Regions from separate parts of the Homo sapiens genome. Here region 2 is linked to region 1. A link is a loop called in an ENCODE intact Hi-C map of the cell type or tissue named here. Cell type or tissue: Caco-2. All regions are shown on one strand.

Region 1 (5,000 bases):
ATCACGCCACTGCATTCCAGCCTGGGCGACAGAGTGAGACTCCCTCTCAAAAAAAAAAAAAAAAAAAAAAATTTCTGGTTGACAATTGGTTGAGTTTATTTAAAGACCTGGGACTGGCCGGGCGCGGTGGCTCACACCTGTAATCCCAGCACTTTGGGAGGCTGAGGTGGGCGAATCAAGAGGTCGGGAGATCGAGACCATCCTGGCTAACACGGTGAAACCCCATCTCTACTAAAAATACAAAAAATTAGCTGGGCGTGGTGGCGGGAGCCTGTAGTCTCAGCTACTTGGGAGGCTGAGGCAGGAGAATGGCGAACCCGGGAGGCGGAGCTTGCAGTGAGCCGAGATCACGCCACTGCACTCCAGCCTGGGTGACAGAGCGAGACTCCGCCTCAAAAAAAAAAAAGAAAAAAAGACCTGGGATCAATAGAAAGGAACGTCTGTTAAGATCAACGATTGTAGAGACTGAAGCTCTTACTTTCAAAGGAAGCCTTCAGGTAGCAGGCTTTAGAGAGAATGGGTTGTCAAATGTTTCTTATCAGACTTGAAGTCTGCATTGATGTTAATGCTGGAGAGGTAGAATAAGGCACATCCCATCCCCACTTCCCATCATGGCCTGAACCAGTCTCTCAGGTTAAATTTTCAGAGTTCCCTGGCTGAGGAGGAAGTCCATTCAGATGGTTGGGGGGCCTCAGAATTTTATTTTTGTTTTACATGACCATGGTTATGGTGACCACACGTCATGTTATCAATACTTTTTTTAAAAGCTTGCTTTTGCCTGGCACGGTGGCTCATGCCTATAATCCCAGCACTTTGGGAGGCTGAGATGTGCAGAGCACGAGGTCAGGAGTTTGAGACCAGCCTGGCCAACATGGTGAAACCCCATCTCTACTAAAGATACAAAAAATTAGCTGTGTGTGGTGGCACGTGCCTGTAATCCCAGCTACCTGGGAGGCCGAGGCAGGAGAATTGGTTGAACCGGGGAGGCAGAGGTTGCAGTGAGCTGAGATGGTGCCATTGCACTCCAGCCTGGGGCAACAGGGCGAGACTCCATCTCAAAAAAAAAAAAAAAAAAAGCTTGCTTTCAGCCAGTGGTAGTAGTTCATGGCTGCAATCCTAGAACTTTGGGTGGCTGAGGCAGGAGGACCGCTTGAGCCCAGGAATTTAAGACCAGCCTGGGCAATATAGTGAGACCCCATCTCTGCTAAAAAAAAAAAAAAAAAATTAGCCAGGCGTGGTGGCACGTGCCTGTGGATCCAGCTACTTGGGAGGCTGATGCAGGAGAATCACTTGAGCCCAGAAGATTGAGGCTGCAGTGAGCCATCATTGTGCCATTGTACTCCAGCCTGGGTAACAGAGCAAGAACCTGTCTCAAAAAATAAAATAAAATACAAAACAAAATAGAAGGCTTTCCATTTGGACACAGGAATGGATATGTTACCAACCATGAGTTCTTGGGCTCTCAATGCAATGGAAATTGACATGGGGCCAAAAGAGTTTTCCCAGACAAGGCTTCATTGGAGCTTATGTCCAGGCATAAGGGAGGCGGCCCAAGGGAGAGAGAGTCCCTGACTGAGTCCTGGAAAGGAGTTGGTTAGGACTTTTTGTCAGGCAAAGGGTGGAAACTGATATCAGGGTAGGGTGTGCAGGCTGGGCTGGGGAAGGCCTCCGAGGACTGGGACAGGCTGATCAGCACTTCTGGTTGCGACGGTTATTTTGAGTCATGGGCCAGCTAGCTGGCTGGCTGGGGCAGCGAGGCTGTAAATCTGTTGCTCAGCATTCCTTTCCAAGGTGGGGACATTCTACAACCTTGGTTGATATTCTGGATCTTTTAAGGCCAGTTCCTGAAATTCTTTAAGTAAAAGGCCTGGTTAAATATTACAAGAGCACAGAAGAGCACTATAAACGGCTGTTTTCCTTGTATGACCAAAGTCTCAGGGTTAGCGAGTTTGGTGTCAAGCCAGGTAGTGGCGTGGGGTGTGTGATCCGTGGAAGGCATGAGAGAATGCTCTAGTGGGGGGTTAACCGAGCCAGCCCGTCCCTACTCTGTCTCAGGTATGACTGTGTAAATAAATGTCCGTCCACACCCTGGCGGCAAATGAAATGCCCTTGCCAGCAGACCATGCCCAGAGGTTGTTTGAGCAACTGCCTCCCAGCACCACAGGGTTCCTTAATTACCATAAAGGATGTTAAAAGTCATTCAGGATTTGTGTTTGGCCAGAAGTTTGAGCGGTGTCTCTTTTTTTTTTCTTTCTTTCTTTTTTTTTTTTTTTTTGAGACGGAGTTTCGCTCTTGTTGGGCAGAGGCTGGAGTGCAATGGCGTGATCTCGGCTCACCGCAACCCTCGCCTCCCGGGTTCAAGTGATTCTCCTGCCTCAACCTTCTGAGTAGCCGGGATTATAGGCATGTGCCACCACGCCCAGCTAATTTTTTTTTTGTATTTTTGGTAGAGATGGGGTCTCCGTGTTGGTCAGACTGATCTTGAACTCCCGACCTCAGGTGACCCACCTGCCTCGGCCTCTCAAAGTGCTGGGATTATAGGTGTGAGCCACTGTGCCCGACCCTGAGCGGTGTCTTAGTTAGCGGGGGATGCTTTAACAAAATGCACAAAGTAACAAAAGAGCCAAGCCATGAAAGAGAAAGCAACAGGAGAAGCAAGGAAAGCACAGATTTACTGAAGACATTTCAGAGTGGGAGCAGGCTCAAGCAAGCGGCTCAGGTGCCTCTTCTTTTGGGTTTTTGTTTTGTTTTGTTTTTTGAGACCGAGTCTCTGTCGCCCAGGCTGGAGTGCCAGTGGTACGATCTCGGCTCACTGCAAGCTCCGCCTCCCGGGTTCACGCCATTCTCCTGCCTCAGCCTCCCGAGTAGCTGAGACTATAGGCACCCACTGCCACGCCTGGCTAATTTTTTTGTATTTTCAGTAGAGATGGGGTTTCACCGTGTTAGCCAGGATGATCTCGATCTCCTGACCTCGTGATCCGCCCGCCTCGGCCTCCCAAAGTGCTGGGATTACAGGCGTGAGCATGAATTTCTTCTTTACATGTAGCTTCCAGTACCCAGATCACATGATTTTTGATGGAAGTCCAGTGTGATCCGTATTCTTGTTCCTCTATAGGAAGGTACTTTCCCTCCGACATCTTTCAAGATATTCTGTCTCTGGTTTCCTGCAGTTTGAATACGACATGCCAAAGTTCCTATTTTTTGGCATTTGTTGTACTTAGTGTTCTCTAAGCTTCCTAGATCTGTGGTTTGGTGTCTGACACCAATTTTGAAAAATGAGAAGCCATTATTACTTCAAATATTTCTTCTATCCCTTTCTCCCTCTCCTCTTCTGGTATTGCCATTATGAGTGTGTAAATTACCTTCTATAATTGTCCCGTAGTTCTAGGATATTCTGTTCAGTTATTTTTACTCTTTTTTCTCCTTGCATTTCAGTTGGGGAAGTCTATGGACATGTCCTCAGCTTGCAGATTCTCTCCTGGGCTGTGTCCAGTCCACTGACGTCCGAGGCACAATCCCCCGTGTGACCCTGCCTGGCGGCGGCCTCTTGTTAGAGCTGTAAGTCACACAGGCTTCTGCCTGTCCTCTAGCTGAGTGTCACTGTATTGCGTCCCACCACCAAAAGAATCTTTAGATCTTATAAAACATCAATACACAGGCTTCTGCCTCTCCTCTAGCTGAGTGTCACTGTATTGCGTCCCACCACCAAAGGAATCTTTAAATCGTACAAAACATCAATAAAGGATTTGAGTCCTAAATATACAAGGATTTCTTTCTTTCTTTCCTCTCTTTCTTTCTCTCTCTCTTTCTTTCCTTCTCTCTTTTCTTTCTTTCCCTTCCTTCCTTTGTTTTCTCTCCTCTGTTTCTCCCTTTCTCTCTTTCTCTTTCGTCTTGCTGTTGCCCAGGCTGGAGTGCAGTGGCGTGATCTTGGCCCACTGACACCTCCACTTCCCAGGTTCAAGTGATTCTCCTGCCTCGGCCTCCCGAGTAGCTGGGATTACAGGCGCCTGCCACCACACCCGGCTAATTTTTGTATTTTTAGTAGAGATGGGGTTTTATCATGTTGGCCAGGCTGGTCTCGAACTCCTGACCTCAAGTAATCCGCCCGCCTCAGCCTCCCAAAGTGCTGGGATTACAGGCATGAGCCACTGCGCCCAGCCTTTTTTCCTTTTTTTTTTTTTAAATAGGGTCTTGCTCTACCACCCAGGCTGGAGTGCAGTACAGTAGCACACATCAGCTCACTGCAACCTCTGTCCCCTGGGCTAAAGTGATCCTCCCGCCTTAGCCTCCTGAGTAGCGGGTACTACAGGCGTGTGTCACCATGCCGGGCTAATTTTTGTACTCTTTTTTTATTTTGTAGAGAAGAGGTCTCACCATGTCGCCCAAGCTGGTCTCAAACTCCTGAGCTCAAGTGATCTGCCTGCCTCGGCCTCCCAAAGTGCTCAGATTACGGGTGTGAGCCACCACAACTGGCGAAAGAATTCTTAAAACTCAACAATAAGGGAACAACCTAACCAAAAAATAGGCAAAAGATCTAGACACCTCACCAAAGAAGATATACAAATGGCAAATACACATATGGAAAGTTCTGAACGCCATGCCATGAGAAAAGTACAAATTCAAACAATGAAACATCGCTAAGCACTGCTTACAATGGCTGAAGTCCAGAACACTGACAACACTGGGTGCTGGCGGGACATGGCACTCTCCTTCATTGCTGGTGGGAACACTGTAATGGTGTAGCCACTTTGGAAGGCACTTTGGTGGTTTCTTAGAAAGTAAACATCTTGGCCGGGCGTGGTGGCTCACGCCTGTAATCCCAGCACTTTGAGAGGCCGAGGTGGGGGCGGATCACCTGAGGTCAGGAGTTTGAGACCAGCCTGGCCAACATGGTAAAACCCCATCTCTACTAAAAATACAAAAATTAGCCTGGCATGGTGGCAGGCACCTGTAATCCCAGCTACTCGGGAGGCTGAGGCTGGAGAATCGCTTGGACCCAG
Region 2 (5,000 bases), 1.0 Mb after region 1:
CAAAATCTAAAGGATGGCATTAAGGCAAGGAGTATTTTGAAAGAATAATCCAATGCAACAATTTGTTTAGTTTGGAATGAGGAGCAGAGAAGAAGCTAGAGTTTTAAGCTCTAAGAGACCGTGCAACCGGCATCACCCCTTCTGATCAGGATGGAGGTGGTCTGTCAAGAGCCCTTGGAATTTGGAGATTTCATGAAACGCCCACCCTATGGCTGTGAATCTGGGAAGAATCCAAGCAAGCTAGGTGCAACCAGCCACCTGCAGGAATCCAAGCATGCCAGATGCAACCAGCTGCCAGCAGGAGAGCCTCCTCCAAAGACATGGTTCCTGGGCCTGAGGCTGGGGGGACAGTGAGGTGACCAAGTCCACACCAAGTCACTGCAGGTGACTTCAGAAGTGGAGGAAGTTAAAGAGAGACACAACCCAACCAACCCACCAACCAACCAACCAACCAACTGCTGACGTAGCTTCTGAGCTAGAGGGAGAGGGCTGCTGTCTGCTAGGAAGAAACAAAGAGTTTACCCAGCATGTTTCAGCAAGGGAAGGCCCTGGGTCTGGTAGACATAAGCTTCTGGTCACCAGAGGGTGGGGTAGAGTGGTTTCTTAGATTTTCCAGACCTTATATCAGCGGTTAGTCCCCAGACTGTGTGCTGGAATCACTTGCAGAGCTTTAAAAAAAAAAAATCTCTTAAAAATCTGGACTTAATTGAGGGGTCTGGGCATCAACTGGTACCTTTTAAAAGATTCCTGGGTGGGCTGGGCATGGTGGCTCACGCCTGTAATCTCAGCACTTTGGGAGGCTGAGGTGGGCGGATCACCTGAGGTCAGGAGTTTGAGACCAGCCTGACCAACATGGAGAAACCCCATCTTTACTAAAAATACAAAATTAGCCAGGTGTGGTCGTGCATGCCTGTGATCCCAGCTACTTGGGAGGCTGAGGCAGGAGAATCCCTGGAACCTGGGAGGCAGAGGTTGCAGTGAGCTGAGATCACACCATTGCACTGCAGCCTGGGCAATAAGAGTGAAACTCTGTCTCAAAAAAAAAAAAAAAAAAAAAGTAGGACGCGGTGGCTCACGCCTGTAATCGCAGCACTCTGGGGGGCCGAGGCAGGTGGATCACGAGGTCAGGAGATCGTGATCATCCTGGCTAACATCCCGTCTCTACTAAAAACACAAAAAATTAGCTGGGCGTGGTGGCGGGCGCCTGTAGTCCCAGCTACTCGGGAGGCTGAGGCAGGAGAATGGCGTGAACCCGGAAGGCAGAGCTTGCAGTGAGCCGAGATCGCGCCACTGCACTCCAGCCTGGGCGACAGAGCCAGACTCCGTCTCAAAAAAAAAAAAAAAAAGATTCCTGGGTGGTTGCAATCTGCAGCCAGGGTGGAAAGCCACTCTTTAGTGGAACTAGCTTACAGGGAGTGGTTCAAATAAGAGCAGGCGTGTGTGCTTAGGACGCCTGAAAGCACAAATTGACGGGCATGCGTCTCGCTCTCAGGCATTCTCTGCAGGAGCTCAGGCACCTGTGTGGAAATCGGGGCAGTGAATTTCCAGGCCCCGTGGGTCACCGTGTCAGGTGGGGCTCTGAGCAGCCACCTGCCCAGCCTTCCCACGGCCCCTTTTCCACGCAGCACCATAGTCACAGCAAGAAAGTCAGCAAAGGATGCCGGCTCCCTCCTGGACATGTGGTGAGGGAATGGCTGCAGCATGCGGCCGGGGGGCGGGAGAGAAACGGTGAGCATTCCCGAGGCCTCGCACCGCGGCTCCGGTGCAGGAAGAGTGCGAGGAGCAAGGCGTGCGGGCCCCGAAGCACATCTCTGAGGATGGCCGCATGTCACCAGGCACCGAGTGGAGGAGAGGAAGAGGGGAGAAGCCAAGGGGGAGGCAGGGCCAAAAAAGAAAAGGCCAGTAACGTCACCTGCCGGCGAGGGAAGAGGGACGGAAGCGGGAGAGAAAAGCCCCTGGGTCAGAAGAGCATCAGTGGCGTGTCCCGGGCCAGCCTCGTCCTCCTCACTGGGAACCTGCAGAAAGCCTGGCTTTCTGCTGCAGAAAGATTCTCGGGGCCCACCTCCGTCACAAACCAGAGACTGAGGGGAGCTCTGTGCTCCACCAAGCCCCCTGCGGATTCTGACGCAGTTGTCTGAGAACTACTAGGTTGGAAGATTGGGGGAGGGTGAGAGGACAGCGACAGAGCACAGGGGAGACCTCAGACACCAGGTGCTCCGCCTCAGCACCGCTGATGTCTCCGGCCACGTGTGTCATTGTTGTGGGCCTGTCCTGTGCGCTGTAGGATGCCATTGGCATCCCGGGTCTCCACCCATCAGATACAAGTAGCAGGCCCTTACCCCTGGTGACATCCAGAAATGTCTCCAGACGTTGCCCTGCGTCCCCAGAAGAAAAAACTGCTCTGGGCAGTGCAGAGGGGGAGGCACGCACGAGCTGGACTGGTTCACTCCGTCCCCAACTCATTCCATCCTGCACCCAGCATGCCCCGCCTCGTTTAGGGGCTGGAAATCCAGCAGAGAGCAAGGTGAAATTTCCTTCCTATGAGAGAAGACCGTCCAGCGGGGCCAGCAGCAGTGAGAACCTCAAACAAGTAAGTGAGATCACTTCAGACTGAGGCGCACACTGAGGGGAGGAAGCCAGTGATGTGCTGATGGTGACAGGTTGGGTGACTTTGGATGGAGATGGTGAAGGGGCTGGGTGACTTTGGGTGGTGATGGTGATGGGTCTGGGTGACTTTGGATAGTGATGGTAAAGGGGCTGGTCACTTTGGATAGTGATGGTGATGGGCTGGGTGACTTTGGATGGTGATGGTGATGGGTCTGGGTGACCTCAAATGGTGATGATGATGGGTCTGGAAGACTTTGGATGGTGATGGTCATGGGTCTGGGTGACTTCGGATGATGGTGAAGGGCCTGGTGATAGTGATGGTGAAGAGGCTGGTGACTTTGGATAGTGATGGTGATGGGCTGAGTGACTTTGGATGGTGATGGTGATGGATCTGGGTGACTCTGGATGATGATGGTGATGGGGCTGGTAACTTTGGATGGTGATGGTGATGTGTCTGGGTGACTTTGGATGGTGATGGTGCTAGATGACTTTGGATAGTGATGGTGATGGGCTAGGTGGCTTTGGATGGTGATGGTGATGTGTCTGGGTGATTTTGGATGGTGGTGGTACTGGATGACTTTGGATAGGATGGTGACGATGATGGGGCTGGTGACTTTGATGGTGATGGTGAAAGGCTGGTAACTTAGGATGGTGATGGTGATAGGACTGGGTGACTTTGGATGGTGATGGTGAAGGGGCTTGGTGACTTTGGATGGTGATAGTGACAGGATGCGTGACTTTGGATAGTGATGGTGATGGGTCTGGGTGACTTTAGATGGAGATGGTGATGGGTCTGGGTGAATCTGGATGGTGATGGCGATGGGACTGGGTGACTCTGGATGGTGATGGTAAAGGGGCTGGTGACTTTGGATGGTGATGGTGAAGGGGCTGGTGACTCTGGATGATGATGGTGATAGGTCTGGGTGACTTTGGATGGTGATGGTATCGGGGTGGGTGACTTTGAATGGTGATGGTGATGGGGCTGGTGACTCTGGATAGTGATGGTGATGGGGCTGGTGACTTTGGATGGTGATAGTGAAGGGCTGGGTGACTCTGGATGGTGATGGTGATGGGTCTGGGTGACTTTGCTAGTGATGGTGATGGGCTGGGTGACTGTGGATGGTGCTTAAGGCAGGTGGCTGGGCTGGCACCTAGCGGATAAGCAGAAGCTGGTTCTGCAGAGCTGGGAAGGCAGGATCCTGTGGGCTGGGCATGGTGCGGGCGTGGGTACAGGGGTAAGTTGGAGAAGTTGGTGAGGCATAAGTTGGCAGGGCCCAGATTGGGAGGCCACCATGGAGAAGAAGGTGTCTTACCAGGTTGAACCTGGCAGCCGTGTGGGAGAGGCAGGCTGGAGGCAGGGAGGTCAGAGCTCAGTGAGGCCTGGACCTAACAGTGGCAGAGGGAATGGAAGAAGGCACAAAGGAGACGGGGGTGCAGGAGGCGCAGGCACCAGCCTGGGGGACAAATACAGCCACATCTCAGCACGTGCCGCCCCCAGCCACGATCAGTTTGTCATGAGAGAGGAGAGTCTATTCTCTCCTCTTCACCATGTCTATGCCTATATCCACACCCACGATCATAGATAGAGCATCTGAAGCTCTTTCTACGTCCAGAGCCACATTATCTAGATCACATCCACATCGCTGTCTAGATCCATTTCCACATCGCTGTCTAGATCCGTTTCCGCATCACCTGTACCCGGTTAGATCCACACCCTATGCATCTATCTATATCCTCATCCGCGTCTAACTTCCTCTTCTCCACCTGTGTCCTCATCCGCGTCTAACCCCATCTTCTCCACCTGTATCCTCATCCGCGTCTACCTCCATCTTCTCCACCTGTGTCCTCATCCGCGTCTACCTCCATCTTCTCCACCTGTATCCTCATCCGCGTCTACCTCCATCTTCTCCACCTGTATCCTCACCCGCGTCTACCTCCATCTTCTCCACCTGTATCCTCACCCGCGTCTACCTCCATCTTCTCCATCTGTATCCTCATCCGCGTCTGTCTCCACCTTCTTCACCTGTATCCTCATCCGCGTGTGTCTCCATCTTCTTCACCTGTATCCTCATCCGCGTGTGTCTCCATCTTCTTCGCCTGTATCCTCATCCGCGTGTGTCTCCATCTTCTTCGCCTGTATCCTCAACTGCGTGTGTCTCCATCTTCTCCATCTCCACTGCTCCCCTGTCCACGTCCACTGCCATGTCCATATCATGGTACCTCATCTGTCTCTGTCTCTTTATCAGAAAGGCATGCATTTTGGCATCTCAGCAGAGAGCTTCCAGACATTTGGGCTCTTTGGGCTCAGGAGGGCTTTTGTCTGGTGTGTCTGATACTGTCTCTTGTTAATAAGGCACCTGGGGCCAGAGAATTAGAAGGGTCAAGGTGGGCTT

Evidence for each region. Peaks named below come from ENCODE experiments on the same cell type or tissue, not always from the same donor. Only the 100,000 strongest peaks of a DNase experiment are listed, where the experiment ranks them.
Region 2: a loop joins it to region 1, with 26 times the contacts of the local background. A loop is called at or near these places in 1 of 110 quality-filtered maps.

What each region holds. Positions count from the first base shown.
Region 1 is chr21:43,709,474-43,714,473 of GRCh38, reverse strand. It overlaps LOC124905031 (a long non-coding RNA gene), which reads left to right and starts at 2,199. Exons shown (of 2, transcript XR_007067895.1): 1 at 2,199-3,119; 2 at 3,436-3,758. RefSeq lists enhancers at 1,765-2,386, 2,452-3,333. In Caco-2, no CTCF peak of the experiment used is centred here; DNase peaks (open chromatin) are centred at 1,713 and 2,053; H3K4me3 peaks cover 1,534 bases.
Region 2 is chr21:42,689,646-42,694,645 of GRCh38, reverse strand. All of the region lies in intron 3 of PDE9A (phosphodiesterase 9A), which reads right to left. Among named protein-coding and RNA genes, the nearest start is that of PDE9A, 39 kb to the right of the region's middle. In Caco-2, no CTCF peak of the experiment used is centred here; no DNase peak of the experiment used is centred here.